3 separate regions of the Homo sapiens genome follow, and all the other regions are linked to region 2. The links are chromatin loops, found by intact Hi-C in ENCODE. Cell type or tissue: GM12878. All regions are shown on one strand. Each heading gives the region's core, and the rest is flanking DNA. Links, peaks and the distances in the headings are about the cores only.

Region 1 (5,737 bases), core at 259-5,258, 180 kb before region 2:
AGGGTATTAAATACGTTTTTTACTTATAATATTTTAACTTATGATAGGTTTATCAGGACATAGACCCATCATAAGTTGAGGAGCATCTGTACATATGTTTACTATCTTAACCCTAAAAAATATAAAAATGAAATAAAGTAGAGATAAAAAAAGGAGAGGAAAAAAGCTCTCAGCATAAACATTTCCATTTGCCACAACAAACAGAAGGAGCACTTACTTGAGTAGTGTCATTTTCTTCTGGCTCAATGAGATATGTGTGGTTCCCGTCATAGAACATCCCACTGCCAACGACAAAAAAATAATTAGGCATGGCCATCGACTCTCATCCCAGAACAAGATCATTTTAAAATCAGCAGCAGCCAGAGGGCCCATTTGCTTCTCAATGCCCATTTCCCAGTCCCATCCATCACCTCCAGACACACCACACACACCACTGAGAGGGAAGGCCCCTCCTTCTGATTCCTTATAGGTAGAGTCACCTCATCCTCACCTGACCCCATGCTCAGGATTGCCATGCTCTAGCTGTTGCCCATCACTTCTTCCTCTAACATAGAATTCCAAGATTTTCATATGCAAAAAGTCATCTGGAGAGCTAGTAAAAACGCAGCTCTTTCAGGACTCTCCTCAGATTTATGGACTGGAACCCAGGAAATTGCATTTTAAATAAGCTCCAGGTGATCCTGATGCAGGTTTTCAGGGACTATACTGAGAACGCCCGACCTACCATAAACATGGAAGATGCTCTAGTAACAAGAGCTAACACATTTGAACAACTTGCCACAAGCTAAATACTTTACACTCATTTAATCTTTTCCACAAATCTACAAGAGAAGTACAACGACTATCCTTATTTTATAAGTAAGGAAACTGAAACCCAAAGAGATAAAGTAACTTGCCAAATTATTTAACCAGTAAGAGCAGAAATAGGAACAGAGCCCAGACAGATGGGACCACGAACTGCCCATTTGCAACCTGCTACCTACCTCCATTCATGCATTCCTTCATTCAATCAGCGTGTTTACAGAGCACCTACAATGCACTGTTCTAGGTGCTGGGGATACAATAGCAAACAAAACAGACCAATTCTCTGTCCTTGTGGTGCTCATAAGTATTCTAGGACTTACTATATATATATATATATATATATATATATATATATATTTATTTATTTATTTATAATATATATATTATATATATATATACACACACACATACACATACATATGACAGTGATAAGTTCTAGGGAAGAAAATAATCAGGTGAAGGGCAATAAATGGTGCCAGAGGGTCTTGGGGGCCATACTAGGTGGGCACTTCCTAGGGCCTTGGCTTTTACTCTAAGAGAGATGAAGAGCCACTGCAAAGTTCTAAGCAGATGGGAAATACAATCTTTCTTAAGTTTTATAATGATCATGCCAGATACTATGTTACAATAATTTTTAGCACAGCAAGGATAGAAGCAGGGAAGTTACTGCAATAATCCAGGCGAAAGAAGATGCTGGCTTAGATCAGAGCAGTAATAGTAGAGGTGGTGAGAACTGGTCAAATTCCAGATATATTTTGAAGGTACAACCAGTAGGATTTACTGATGGATTTGAAACAAAGTACGTAAAACAGAGAAGAGTTAGTGAAGACTCCAAGTTTTGACCTGAGCAACTGGAAAAATGGACATGTCATTTAACAAGATAAAAAAAGAGGTAATGGAGTGAGACCCTGTCTCAAAAAAAAAAAAAAAAAAAAAAAAAAGAGGGCAGGCAGGGGGGATGCAGAAAGAACTTTTCGGGATGGGCCTAGGGAAGCAGGAAGCAGAGGGAAGGATGCAAATCCTTTAAGAGTTCAGTTTTGAGCTGGGCATGGGGCTCACATCTGGAATCCCAACACTTTGGAAGGCCAAGGCGGGGGGAAATCACATGAGGCCAGGAGTTTGAGACCAGCCTGGGCAACGTAGTGAGTGGCAAGACTCTCTCTCTACAAAAAATTTTTAAAAAGTTAGCTGGGCCTGGTGATGCACACACCTGTAGTCCCAGCTACTTGGGAGGCTGAGGTGGGAGGATCACCTGAACCCAAGAGTTCAAGGCTGCAGTGATTGATGATTGTGCCACTGTACTCCAGCCTGGGTGACAGAGCAAGACCCTATATTTCTTTAAAAATAAAAAATTCCATTTTGGACCTCGTAGGCTGGGGGTGGCTACCAGCCATCTGAGAAATCCTCTGGAGAGCACTTCAATATACAAATGGCCTCAGCTCCCACTCAGACAGATTCTGATAGCTGCTGCTTTTAGAAGAACATGATCCTTTTACTGAGATCAGGCCCTTTATGATGTTAAAGAAACTTGTCTTATCATTCAGGCATCTGAGGGTAGCAAAGCTATGAGCTGTAGTAATTTTTTAGTTTTTGGTAGAAATGATTATGTGACAGCCAAGCTCCTAAACATAAACTAGTATTTGTCTTTCATTGAAGATTTAGTGAAATTGGTGAAATTCCATGAGCTATAATTATAATGGCCTCCAAGTTCTGCCTCTATCCAAATTCTTTCATTCCTGCTATAACATCTTCCACATGTCCTCAACTTCTATATACTCACAGAATGATTATTCTCACAGCTGCACTGTTTTCAGCCACATGTACTTTCTGAATTTGGATGACATTCTATTTGGAATTTAAACATAAACAGATGCAGTTTGTAAGACATTACTGACAATATGTGCCCAAGGAGTCAGAGGGGGAGCCTTTCAAAAACGTAGACCAAATATGGCAGGGAGTATCTCTCTACCCTTGCTGAGAACTAGCCATATCCATCCAGAAAGTCATATGAAACCATCATAGTTTGCCAAAATTCACGTGGCAACACCAACAAAGTAGCAAGCAGATTATTTTCTTAAAATAGTACTGAGTGTTATTTATCCTTATACTAGGTTAATGTCCAATGAGAAAGTCATTTTTTTATTGGACTTAAACATCATGTAGGCAATATGAAGACAACAGATTCTGACACTATCTGTATCTCAGAAGACTCTAGATTGCTATATGATAATATGCCATTATTAATTCCTTAATAATGAAAAAATACATGTGTTTTATATGCTTTGAGAACTGAAATATTTTTGTTTTACTTATATAAATCCTAATTTTTATATTGAGTCCATAACAGTATACTTGATAAAAACCTATAGCTAAGACCAAGTCGTCACAGACCAATTGAGCTAAAATTTCAAAAGGTTGTATCAAAATAAGATTTTGAAATGAAAAAGCCATTCTTACAAATTTCCACAAGAGGGCAATAAACTCAAACTTAACTCCGTGCTTTAAGGTTCCCACAGTAACAAGATTTTTGCATTAACACCAAACACACCAAGATCAAAACATTGCCTATTAGTCCTTTGACTCCAAACAAATGTGACCTTGCAGGTTCTTTATGGGAAAGATATACGAATCTGATTTTCCCTTATTTATATTATTGAACTGAATTTAATAAATCAAAAATGAAAAAAAAAACAGTACGCACTTGGTAATTTATAAAGGATGAGTCATGGATGACATAATATATCTCATATCTAAACCACTGTAATTGGGACAACATACATTATTCAATATTTCATAACATCCCCCCAAAACATTTCTTCCAGAAAGTAAAGTCAAGATGAGAAGCAATAATTACTAAACAACAAGATGATACAAGGTTATATTTATCCTATGTGCTCATAAAAGTCTAAGAAAGCCTAAAATGGTCATACACAATTCTGACAATGTTCCAAGACACACGATAGGTTTTCTGTTTATTTTTATTTAGTTTTAAATAAAAACATTCTTAAAAGGAGATATAAAATTTACTTAATTAAAATAACCCTGTAATCTCAGCACTTTGGGAGGCTGAGGTGGGCGGATCACGAGGTCAGGAGTTCGAGACCAACCTGGCCAACATGGCAAAACCCCGTCTCTACTGAAAATACAAAAATTAGATGGGCATGCTGGCAGCCACCTGTAATCCCAGCTACTCAGGAGGCTGAGGCACAAGAATGGCTTGAACCTGGGAGGCGGAGGCTGCAGCGAGCTGAGATCATACCACTGCACTTCAGCCTGTGGGACAGAGTGAGACTCTGACAGAAAAGAATGAACAAAAGAAAGAATGAATGAACGAACGAACAAATGAACGAATGAATGAAAGAACAAAAGAAAAGAAAAAGAAAAGAGAAGAGAAAAGAAAAAAAAGAAAAGAAAAGAAAAAAGAAAAGTGGGCATGGTGGCTCATGCCTGGGATTACAGGGGTGAGCCACCGTGCCCGGCCTAAAAGTTATTTTTCAATCCTTCTTTACAAGACTATAGTAGGATTAGTAACAGGTATCATTCTTAGGTTCTCAGGTCCATTTATAGCCCTTAGAAGGCACAAATATCTTCTCTCTGATTCTCACAACATTGAGTCCATTTGGAAAACCAGAAGGCAGACTGGAACGAGTACTGAGAAAGATGCTGACACTAGGACTTTGGATTGAGATTTTAAGAGAGAGAAAAGGGGAAAAAAAACACTTCATTTTTTACCCCCAATATACACTTGCTGTCACAAATGTGAACAGGTCTCACTGTACTATTCCTAGGTGACAGATGTGCTTGTCTTGAGCTCAGATGTAACAATTTTACTGCTGAAAAGGACTTCAATGTTTCTTTTTCCTAATAAGAAAACAGAGACTGTCTGATATTAAGCATGGATTCCATGTTTGTAAAAACCTCTTTCTTCAAATAATGTATTTAAAGTAAATAAATGTACACCTTTATTCACAGTAGTCTTTTAGCACAAACAAGGAAATGGAAGTCTTCCATGCTCTCAGACACATGGCCTCCTGTCTCTGGTTATTTAACTTACACTTATATTCTTTCCTTTCTGCCTAATATGCTTATTCCCAGATCCTGACCAGAGGTGTCACTCAGGCAGACTAGCTAGATTTTCTGGCCGTGTCCATTAGCTCTCTTTCCTAGATTTAAGATCTGTCAGTGTAACCCTCTCCCTTGGATAGGCTATTCCAACCTATTGCACTCCACTGTCTTCAGGTGGCATGTTTCCAGAGCCCTTAGGTGCCACCTGTTCTTCGGTGACAATGCTTAGCTTGCATTTTTCCCAGTTTTGTTTTTTTTTTTTTCCTCTCTCTCTCTCAAAAAAAAAGCAAATATACCTATCATGTTCCACATCAGGAAATGGGCTAGATTTGGCCTCCTCATGAGACTGTGAGCTCCCAGGACTTGTGTTTCAATCGCCTTAATATTCCTAGGGCTGGCACACAGGAGACACCCAGTAACTGCTTGTTAGATGAAAAGCCACATCTCTAAGATGGTAACAAAAAGGAATTATTTTAAAGTTTCTCAACGAAAATTTAACAAAATTAAAGTGCTGGATTGTTCTGTGCCAAAAAGTAAAACAAACAAGAAGGAAATGAAACGATTTAGTTAAAAGAGAATGCTGAGGAATGACACGGTAGCTTTATAAGGGGTTACAAAACAAGTAAGAAACAACCACCTGTGCATTATCATTATCGACAGGATGGAGGAAGTGGATGTATTCCCATGTTAAACATCAGCAAACATTATTTGATAGAGAAGGTTATGAGAAAGGAAGCAAGGCCTTGAGGAAGGATGAACTTTGTTCCTCGGAGATCTCTGAGAAACGACAGACCCTCCCACAGATTTGCTATGAATTAGGTGGGATTCAGGCTGAAAAAAAGGGGCAAAGACATATGAGCTCTTGAGA
Region 2 (5,737 bases), core at 263-5,262:
GCTCTGATCTTGGTTATTTCTTTTCTTCTGCTGGGTTTGGGTTTAGATTTTTCTTGTTTCTCCAGCTCCATGAGGTGTGACCTTAGATTGTCTATTTGTACTCTTTCGGACTTTTTGATATAGGCATTTAACGCTATGACCTTTCCTCTTAGCACTGCCTCTGCTGTATCTTAGAGGTTTTGATAGGTTGTGTCACTGTTATTGTTCAGTTCAAAGAATTTTTAAATTTCCATCTTGATTTCATTGTTGACCCAATGATCATTCAGGAGCAGGTTATTGAATTTTCATGTTATTGCATGGTTTTGAGGGTTCCTTTTGGATTGATTTCCAATTTTATTCCACTGTGGTCTGAGAGAGTACTTGATATAATTTCAATTTTCTTAAATTTACTGAGACTTATTTTGTGGCCTATCATAAGGTCTATCTTGGAGAATGTTCTATGTAATGATGAATAGAATGTATATTCTGCAGTTGTTGGGTAGAATGTTCTGTAAAAATCGTTAAGTCCATTTGTTGTAGGGTATACTTTAAGTCTATTGTTTCTTTTTTGACTTTCTGTCTTAATGACCTGTCTAGTGCTGTCAATGGAGTATTAAATTCCCCCACTATTATTGCGTTGCCATCCATCTCGTTTCTTAGGTCTAGTAGTAATTGTTTTATAAATTTGAAGTACCAGTGTTAGGTGCGTGCATATTTAGAATTGTGATATTTTCCTGTTGGACTAGTCCTTTTATCATTGTATAGTGTTCCTCTTTGTCTTTTTTAACTGCTGTTGCTTTAAAGTTTGTTTTGTCCAATGTAAGAATAGCTATTCCTGCTTGCTTTTGGTGTCCATTTGCATGGAATATCTTTTTCTACCCCTTTACCTTAAGTTTATGTGAGTCCCTATGTGTTAGGTGAGTCTCTTGAAGATGGCAGAAACTTGGTGAATTATTATCCATTCTGCCATTCTGTATCATTTAAGTGGAGCATTTAGGCCATTTATATTCAATGTTAGTATTGAGATGCGAGGTACTATTCTATTCATTGTGTTATTTGTTGTTTGAATACTTTCGGTTATTTTTCATTGTGTTATTGTTATATAGGTCCTGTGAGATTTATTCTTTAAGGAGGTTCTATTTTGGTGTATTTTGAGGATTTGTTCAAGATTTTAGTTCCTTTTAGCAGTTCTTGTAGTGCTGTCTTGGTAGTAGCGAATTCTCTCAGCATTTGTTTATCTGGAAAAGACTATATCTTTCCTTCATTTATGAAGCCTTACTTTCACTGCATACAAAATTCTTGGCTGATAATTTTTTTTTTTTTTGAGATGGAGTCTCACTCTGTTGCCCCAGCTGGAGTGCAATGGCATGATCTCGGCTCCTGCAACCTCTGCCTCCCGGGTTCAAGCGATTATCCTGTCTCAGCCTCCCAAGTAGCTGGGATTACAGGCTCGTGCCACCAGGCCTGGCTAATTTTTGTATTTTTAGTAGAGACGGGGTTTCACCATGTTGGTCAGGCTGGTCTCGAACTCCTGACCTCATGACCCACCCACCTCAGCCTCCCAAAGTGCTGGGATTACAGGCGTGAGCCACCACGCCTGGCTGATAATTTTTTTTAAGAAGGCTAAAAATGGGACCCCAGTCCCTTCTAGCTTGTAAGGTTTCTGATGAGAAATCTGCTGTTAATCTGATAGGTTTTCCTTTATATTACCTGATGCTTTTGCCTCAGTTCTTAAGATTCTTTCCTTCATCTTGACTTTAGATAAACTGGTGACCATGTGCCTAGGAAATTATCTTTTTGTGACGAGTTTCCCAGATGTTCTTTGAGCTTCTTGTATTTGGATGTCGAGATCTCTAGCAAGGCCAGGGACACTTTTATTGATTATTCCCTCAAATATATTTTCCAAGCTTTTAGATTTCTCTTCTTCCTTGTGAACACCAATTATTCTTAAGTTTGGACATTTAACATAGTCCCAAACTTCTTGGAGTCTTTGCTCATTTTTTAAAATTCTTTTTTCTTTGTCTTTGATGGATTGGGTTAATTTGAAAGCCTTATCTTCAAGCTCTGAAGTTCTTTCTTCTGCTTGTTTGATTCTATTGATGAGACATTCCAGTGCATTTTGCATTTCTCTAAGTGTGTCCTTGATTTCCAAAAGTTGTGATTATTTTTTATTTATGCTATTTCACTGAAGAATTTTCCTTTATATCCTGTATCATGTTTTTTTTTTTTTCTTTAAGTGGGACTTCACCTTTCTCAGATGCCTCCTTGATTAGCTTAATAATCATCCTTCTAAACTCTTTCTGTCAATTCAGAGATTTCATCTCATTTTGGATCCATTGCTGGTGAGCTGGTATGATTTTCTGGGAATGTTAAAGAACCTGGTTTTTTCATATTACCAGAATTGTTTTCCTGGTCCTTCTCATTTGGGCAGACTATGTCAGAGGGAAGCTCTTAGGTTCAAGGGCTGCTGTTCAGAATATTTTGTCCCACACTGTGCTCCCTTGATGTGGTGTTCTCCCCCTTCCCCTAGGAATGGGGCTTCCTGAGAGCTGAACTGTAGTGATTGTTTTTGTCCGTCTGGGTCTAGCCACCCTGCAGAGCTCCCAGGCTCCAGGCTGGTACTGGGGAGTGTCTGCAAAGAGTCCTGTGATGTGATCCAGCTTCAGGTCTTGCAGCCATGGATACCAGCACTTGCTTTGGTGGAGGTAGCAGGGGAGTGAAGTGGACCCTGTGAGGGTCCTTGGTTGTGTTTTTGTTTAGTGTACTGGTTTTGTGTTGGTTGGCCTCGAGCCAGGAGGTGGCGCTTTCAAGAGCACATCAGCTGCAGTCCTACAGGGAAGATGCAAACTTTGCCCTAGGGACACCTGGTTAAGTATTCAGGTTTCACAGGCAGTGGGCAGGGCCATCATGCTCTCAAGAGATTATGACCTTTGTCTTTAGCTGCCAGGGAGGGTAGAGAAAGACCACCAGGTAGGTGCAAGGATAGGCATGTCTGAGCTCAGTCTCTTCTTGGTTGGGGCTTGCTGTGGCTGCTGTGGGGTATTGGGGGTGTGGTTCCCAGTCCATAAAGTTATATTACCAGGGGGATTCTGGCTGCCTCTGCTGAGTCATACAGGTCACCGGGGAAGTAGGGGAAAACCAGCAATCACAGACCTCACCCTGCTCCCACACAGCCTGCAGTCCTAAAGGCTGGTTTCACTCCCACCAGGCCCCACAACAGCACTGTCTATTTCCAGGCCGCCAGTGACCAGGGCTGACAACTTGCCCAGACCACAAGACTCCCTGTTGAGAAAGCAAGCGGACTCACAGTTTTTCAGTGTCTCAGGGAGCCTGCAGCAGTGATCCAGTTCCTTCAAAAGGTCTGTGGATTCTCTTGGCTTTCCTGGTATGTTCCTGTGGTAGTTCTTGGAGCAAAAGTTCACAATGTGAGTCTCCACACACTGTTGTGTCTGTCTGAGCGGGAGCTACACGCTAGTCCTGTCTCCTATCCACCATACTAATCTCTCAGAATTCTACTTGTGGCTATTTTAATTTAATTTAATTTAATTTAAAATTCAGATCCTCAACCAAACTAGCTGCATTTCAAGTGCCGAACCTGTAGCTAGTAACTACTATATTGGACAGCTAAGATGTAGAACATTTCTATCATGCAGAAAAGTTCTATTGGAAAGACAGCACTGGGTTCCAGAGTTTAAACGACTTGCCCCCAGACCCCATGGCGAGTAATAAAGTACCCTAGGACCTAAATCTCCTGCTTTCAGGTCTGAGTTTCTTTCCACAATATCTCCCTGGTTGAAATCTGGGTTTGTGTAACCTTCACCTTGATCCTGATTCTGGTTTGGTAAAACATAACAAAAAATTTTCTACATGATGCTCTTTGGAGGCGTTTTACTCATTCCCTATTTTCTTTTTAACCCCTGCCTCATGTGACATGGCTTCAGGTTCCTTCATCATCAATATGATCTCAAAATATACTGTAGTGTGTCAATGTCCCAGCTAAAGTGTGGTGTCCAGAATTAATGACGTAGCTTAGATATTGTTTCACAAGCAAACAATAGAGAGGAACTTTTTTCTTCCTTGTCCTAAATTCTTGCCTAAGAGGACATTCTATCATATTTTTGGTAAATAAATTTCATTGAGCTTACTGTCATTACAAAAAAAATTCCCCAAATCTTCAAAATGAGCGAAACAGTTAAGAATTGTTCAGGAAATTGTAGCCTGAACAAGATTTCAGTAGTATACAACAGACTTTAATGCAGTACGTTCTGTGATAGTTACAGTCAAAGAGAATTAGAACCCTAGGACCTGGAAAAGTTCTTCACTTTCCTTTGCTATATGATGGAGCCAAATTCTTTACTCAGTTCTCTTCGTTGGAAAATGAACTTGATCAGATTTTATAATGATCGTGCTGCTATACATATACTCTAATTTTTAATTTTTTAAGATGTTTGAAATGTTTAAAATAATTGCATAGGCCAAACACATCATCTTGATGTAATAAAAATTAAAATAGGTTTTTTTTTTCTTTAGGAGGCTGTCTTAGCTCAGGCTACCATGTCAAAAATATCATAGACTCAGTTACTTAAACAATAAACATTGTTTCTTATAGTTCTGGAGGCTGGGAAGTACAAATTGAAGGCCGTGGCAAATCTAGTATCTGGTGAGGACCAACTCCTAGCTTGTGGACAGCAACCTTCTTGCTGTATTCTCACATGGCCCAGAGTGCTAGTTCTCTCCCTATTCTTATAAAGACACTAATTCCATCATATAGGCTAGACCCTCATGACCTAATTACTTTCCAAAGGCCCTACCTTCAAATACCACCACATTAGGGCCTCAACATAGGAATTTGGAGGCAGGGGGACAAAAACATTCACATGTTAGCAGAGGTTAAGAAGATATCTTTTGTCAAATTTGTAAGTCTAACTTGTTAGGTGCTTGATATATCTGAGAAAACAAGTATAAATTATAAAGTTTTTTCCTCAGTTATATATAGAGTGTTTAATGTTGGGTAAAATTATTCTGTCAAATTTATGAATTAACTGAATATTAATCAAAGAACAGTGAAAGTAATGATCTTATTTTTATTTTAACAAAAAGTAAGATTGTGAACTAAGCCTAAAGACTTAAGGAAAACTACATTTTAAATTTTATGAGTTACCAAAATAGAATATCAATGAAATAAAAGAACGGCAAGTATTTCTTTTGTGAATTACTGCTTTCCTCTCTGTCTGTAATTTTCTTTTTTTGGTATGTCTGGTCTGTAGTTTTCTTTTTTTGTTATGTCCTTCCCTGGTTTTGGTATTAGGGTGATACTGGCATAAAGAATGATGTAGGGAGGATTCCCTCTTTCTTTCTTTTTTGAAATCGTTTCAGTAAGATTGGTACCATTTCTTTTTTTATTTTAGATAATTTTTTTGAGACAGTCTTGCTCTGTCGCCCAAACTGGAGTGCAGTGGTGTGATCTCAGCTTCCTGCAACCTCCGCCTACCAGATTCAAGCAATTCTCCTGCCTCAGCCTCTCGAGTAGGCAGGACCACAGGGATGTGCCACCATGCCCAGCTAAGTTTTTGTATTTTAGAGACGGACTTTCACCATGTTGGCCGCCCACCTCAGCCTCCCAAAGTGCTGGGATTACAGGCGTGAGCCACCATGTCCTGCCTAATTTTTTTGTATTTTTAGTAGAGATGGGGTTTCACCATGCTGGCTAGGCTAGTCTGAAACTCCTGACCTCATGATCCGCTCGCCTCGGCCTCTC
Region 3 (5,737 bases), core at 540-5,539, 120 kb before region 2:
GACCACCCTGTATATAAAAAATAGTTGATACTATTAATGTATAAATTAATAAGAAAAGGTGAACATTCTAGTAGAAAATGGAAATGGTATATTAGGAAGCAATTCATAAAATGCCTACAAATGGCCAATATACATTTCAAAACATATGTTCAATCTTTCCAGAATCAAAGAATATTGAAAGATGAAATTTTTTACCTAACATAAACAAGTATTTTAAAAGATTAATAAAAATTTAGGAACACAGGTTAATCTTGAGTGAATACATTGGTATAGACTTTATAGAAGGCAGTTTGACAATATGCAGTATAAATAGAGGATATATTTCTAGTCACCAAAATGCCTCTCCTAAGAAAAGGTCCAAAGAAAATAATTGGCCCAGAATAGTAAAATATGTGAAGGATATTCATATAATAACAGCAAAATACTAGAAACAATCTAACTATCCACTAAGAAGTTAATTGTTAAATAAATTACAAAACAATCATACACTGGCATACTATGTAACTATTAAAAATACCATAGGGATCTACTTATGAAACGTAAAAATTTTTATAAAATAAACAGTGAAAAAAGTAGGCTGCCGATCAGCACAAATATTATCAGATTCAATAATATAACAGGGAAAATATTTATTTCAAAAGTTGTGGAAGTCTAGCAACAGGGCAGGACATAAGAAGAAAACATGGCCAGAGAGGTATTCCAGTGGCAGAGAAGTTCAAGAAACTTCCATTTTTACTTTTATTTCACTTCTTTTTTATTGCTAATTTTATATTTTCATCTTTTTAAAAAATGTATTTCACTTTTCTTATATATATGTATATGTGAATAATTTTATTTAAATGTATATACATCTGATGCATTTATTTATTTGATCCATTTACTTATAAATTCAGTGCCCTGCATACGTGTAATCTAATCATGGCACTTTAAAAATAAATTTTTGTGAAAGATCCCGCTAAAATAAATAACAACGGAAATTTGAATGTATCTCAGTGTATTACAAACTCATATAACTTAATCAAATTGTTAACAATTAAAATAATTAGTAGTATCTTCAATGTTCAGAATACATACAGTTCATGGTACATAACAAAAAATCATTTTTTAATAAAAGACAAAAAAATCCAAAACATGCCTGTGTGCTCAATTTTTAGAAATATGTAAAAATTTAGAGAGCACTTGACTGCATGGAATTTTGAGTCTTATTAACAAAACAAGAAAATACAAAAATCAAATCCCAATGTATCATTGAGAGTCACAATAAACAGAACTGACAGTAGACACACAGACTCCATGAAAAGAAAAGATCTTGGTGAATTAGAACAGTCAAATCAGGATTCATGAAGACTTAATTGCTGGAAGATAGATTAAATGTCCATGGTTTGTAAAGAGGCATAGAGGAACATTTCAAATGAAAAGAATAACAACAGCAAAGCTGTGGCAGGGAAAAAACTACAGAGGTAGAGAAAAGATAAGCCTGCCTGAGAGTTTAAGTTGAGGAAATAATACCACCAGCTAGCATTTATGGTGTGCCAGGAACTGTACTAGGTATTTTAAATGCATCCATAGATCACAGAAATAAACAGCCAATTGGGAAGGTAGTTATAAATATGATCTCATTTGGTAGGCTAGGAAATAGATGCCTGAAGACAAATGGCAAGCCCAAGGAGGTACACAAGTGGCCAGTGAAAGGAACAAGCACCAAGTTCCACAGCTGGTGAATGATTACACCAAGATGTATTCCCACGTAGGTCTAATTCCTGAGTCTACCATCTGAACAACCACATTCCACTATTAATGAAAAAGAGTAAAACTAAGTTGCCCATGATTTTATATTGTATCAACAAAGTGGCCAGTGCACATTAAAGAACTATTCAAGATGAAAGTCCTATAAAAATTAACCTAACTGTAATAGTGTTGGAAAACTGGATAACCACATGCAAAACAATAAAATCAGACTCTGAAATCATGACATATATAAAAAACACTCAAAATAGGCTAAAGACTTAAACACAGACCTGAAGCTATAAAACTTTTGGAAGAAAACATAGGGTAAAAGCTTCCTGATATTGCTCTGGGCAATAATTGTTTTGGCTATAACCCCCAAAACACAGGCAACAGAAGCAAAAATAAACAAATAGCATAATACCAAACTACAAAGCTTCTGCACAGGAACAATCAACAGAATGAAGAGAAAACCTACAAAATGGGGGCAAATATTTCTGAAACAAACATCTGATAAGGTGTTAACATCCAAAATATATGAGGAACTCAAAAAACTCAATAACAAGAAAACAAATAACATGATGGAAAAAATAGGCAAAGGATCTGAATAGACATTTTTACAAAGAAGATATACAAATGGACAACAGGTAAATGAAAAAATACTCAACATCATTAATAATCAGGGAAATGCAAAGTGAAACCACAATGAGATATCACCTCACACAAGTAAGAATGGCTTTTATCAAAAAATAACAAAAAGATAGCAAGGGCTGGTGAGGATGTAGAGAAAAAGGAACTCTCACACACTGTTGATGGGAATATAAATTAGTACAGCCATTAGGAAAAACAATCTGGAGGTTTCTCCAAGAATTAAAAATAGAACTATGATATGATCCAGCACTCCCCCTTCTGGGTATGCATCCAAAGAAAATGAAATCAGTATGTCAAAGAGATATCTGCACTCCCATGTTTATTACAGCACTATTCGCAATACCTAAGATATGGGGTCAAACTAAGTATCTATGGATGAATGAATGGATAAAGAAAACAGGGTGACATACACACACACACACACACACACACACACACACACACACACACACAATAGAATACGACTCAGCCTTAAAATGAAGGAAATCCTGTCATTTGCAACAACACGAATGAACCTGGAGGACATTATAAATGAAATAAGCCAGGCACAGAAAGACAAATACTACATGATCTCATTTACATGTGGAATCTAAAAAAGTTGAACTCACGAAAGAGAAAGTATAATGATGGTGCCAGACTCTGGAGGAAGTGAGGAGGGTGTACAGAGAGACACTGGTTAAAAGGTACAAAAGTCCAATTATACTGGGGCAATAAGTTCTGGAGATCTATTGCACACTGTGGTAACTACAGTTAGTAATGTATTATATACTTGGAAATGGTGAAATGTTCTCACCATAAAAACATGAAAAGTACGTGAGGTGACAGATAAAGTAATTCACTTGATGTAATCATTTCACAGTATGTACATACATCAAAACATCATGCATACCATAAATATACACAATTTTTTTCAATCATATCTTAATAAAGCTGGGTGGGAAAGCAACAAGAAAAAAAAAATAACCTAACTGCAAGACATAGAAAGAATTAACAAAGGAGATTCATGGTTGAAATGTCTCTATTAGGCCTGGTGCGGTGGCTCAAGCCTATAATCCCAGCATTTTGGGAGACTGAGGTGGACAGATTGCCTGAAGTCAGGAGTTTGAGACCAGCCTGGCCAACATGGTGAAACCCTGTCTCTACTAAAAATACAAAAATTAGCCCGGTGTGGTGGCAGGTGCCTGTAATCCCAGGTACTCCGGAGGCTGAGGCAGGAGAGTCGCCTGAACCCGGGAGGCGGAGGTTGCAGTGAGCTGAGATCACGCCATTGTACTCCAGCCTGGGCAACAAGAGCGAGAGTTTGTCTCAAGAAAAAAAGGCCGGGTGCAGTGGCTCAAACCTGTAATCCCAGCACTTTGGGAGGCCGAGGTGGGCGGATCGCCTGAGGTCAAGAGTTCCAAACCAGCCTGGCCAACATGGTGAAACCCCGTCTCTACTAAAAATACAAAAATTAGCCAGGTGTGGTGGCAGGTGCCTCAATCCCAGGTACTTGGGAGGCTGAGGCAGGAGAATCACTTGAACCCAGGAGGCAGAGGTTGCAGTGAGCCGAGATCGCGCCACTGCACTCCAGCCTAACTGACAAGACCAAGACTTCCTCTCAAAAAAAAAGGCCAGGCACCTGTAATCCCAGCACTTTGGGAGACCGAGGCGGGTGGATCATGAGGTCAGGAGATCGAGACCATCCTGGCTAACACAATGAAACCCTGTCTCTACTAAATATACAAAAAATTAGCCAGGCATGGTGGCACACACCTGTAGTCCCGGCTACTCAGGAGGCTGAGGCAGGAGAATTGATTGAACCCGGGAAGGGGAGGTTGCAGTGAGCCGAGACCGCGCCACTGCACTCCAGCCTGGGAGACAGAGTGAGACTCCATCTCAAAAACAAACAAAAAGTCTCCATTATATGAATTTAATAAATTTCTCCAAATCGAGGAGCTTTTAGTTGAAAATTCCACGTATACATCCATCTGCATGTTATCATTATGGAACCACATAACAGAGCAGATAACATAGCAGTTCCTGAGCACTCTAAAGACATCATCATCATAATCATAGATGATATGATGCAGAATCTATTATCCAAAAGGGAAGAGTAACTTTTAAGTTAATTTTAAACCACTTTCTTCAAATAATTGAATTATCAATAGCTTAGCTAAGAGTGGAACTGCAATGTAATATTTGAGAGCAGTCAAGGGCTATTATTTGACTACAATTTTGAAAATCATTTTAAAAATCTACTTTTTAATAACTGACATATTGTTTGGCTTCCCTATTTTAATTTCAAGAACAAGTACTTCTCTTTGGATTTAATGTATGCCATACTGTAGCAATGAGAAGAATAGTTGATTTGATTTATATAACACACATTTATAAAAACAGATGAAGTATCTTTGATGCTAAAAATGGAAATTATTTTCCCTAGGATCTCTTGTATTTTTAAATGGCATGCACACTGATTAAAAACTCTCCACAATTTACATCCACATATGGACTTGTGTGGATTTGCATGGATGTATCTGAAATAAATAATGTAAATGCTCTTTATTTTGTCTATACCTTTACTCAGCTTTTTCACTGATTCAAATTGGAAATAAATATAAATTTTTAAGTATACATTTTCTTCTCTTTTTTTTTAAGAGATGGAGTCTCACTATCCAGGCTTGCCCATGTTGGAGGGCACTCCACAATCGTAACATACTAGAACCTCTAACTCCTGGGCTTAAGTGATCCCCCAGCTTCCCAACTAGCTGGGACTACATGCGCATGCCACTGAGACTGGCTAGCATACATTTTCTATAATATGGAATGGCATAAATCTTACCCTGAAAAGTAGAATATTCTTTTTTTTTTTTTTTTTGATACTGAGCCTCGCTCAGTCACCCAGGCTGGAGTGCAGTGGCGCGATCTAGGCTCACTGCAAGCTCTGCCACCCAGGTTTACACCATTCTCCTGCCTCAGCCTCCCGAGTAGCTGGGACTACAGGTGCCCGCCACCACGCCGGGCTAATTTTTTGTATTTTTAGTAGAGACGGGGTTTCATCGTGTTAGCCAGGATGGTCTCGATCTCCTGACCTCATGATCTGCCCATCTCGGCCTCCCAAAGTATAGAATATTCTTTATCCATGTGTTCATTTATCTGTACTAATATATACAGTTAATAAAATAATAAACAGAATCATTATTATTACTTTTCCAACAGTCACTTCCCTGAGATCTATGTTTCAAAGAAGAAACAGCAATATTGTTTGAAGCTGCAGATTTGAAATGGGCAGCTAGCATCAAACCCTCAAAGAACAGAGAAAATAGGTAAGCTAATTGAAAGGTCACCATTGCGCAAGGAAGTTTGTGTCATCCACCTTCTT

The links. A loop is a pair of places that touch in the nucleus more often than their neighbours do. Peaks named below come from ENCODE experiments on the same cell type or tissue, not always from the same donor. Only the 100,000 strongest peaks of a DNase experiment are listed, where the experiment ranks them.
Region 1: it touches region 2 in a loop (3-fold over the local background); 24 of 110 quality-filtered maps call a loop at or near these places.
Region 3: it touches region 2 in a loop (2.3-fold over the local background); 3 of 110 quality-filtered maps call a loop at or near these places.

The regions. Positions count from the first base shown.
Region 1 is chr7:88,109,128-88,114,864 of GRCh38, reverse strand. ADAM22 (ADAM metallopeptidase domain 22) reads right to left here. Exons shown (of 32, transcript NM_001324418.2): 6 at 218-281. Among named protein-coding and RNA genes, the nearest start is that of SRI-AS1, 100 kb to the left of the region's middle. In GM12878, for the core only: a CTCF peak has its summit at 3,279 (motif pointing right); a DNase peak (open chromatin) is centred at 3,304.
Region 2 is chr7:87,924,172-87,929,908 of GRCh38, reverse strand. It overlaps LOC124901690 (a long non-coding RNA gene), which reads left to right and starts at 3,177. Exons shown (of 2, transcript XR_007060414.1): 1 at 3,177-3,338. RefSeq lists enhancers at 2,571-3,139, 2,800-3,259. In GM12878, for the core only: a CTCF peak has its summit at 2,786 (motif pointing right); DNase peaks (open chromatin) are centred at 3,168 and 4,700; H3K4me3 peaks cover 2,464 bases; H3K27ac peaks cover 2,699 bases.
Region 3 is chr7:88,042,981-88,048,717 of GRCh38, reverse strand. The region is part of intron 3 of ADAM22 (ADAM metallopeptidase domain 22); the gene reads right to left. Among named protein-coding and RNA genes, the nearest start is that of ADAM22, 110 kb to the right of the region's middle. In GM12878, for the core only: no CTCF peak of the experiment used is centred there; a DNase peak (open chromatin) is centred at 3,020; H3K27ac peaks cover 1,251 bases.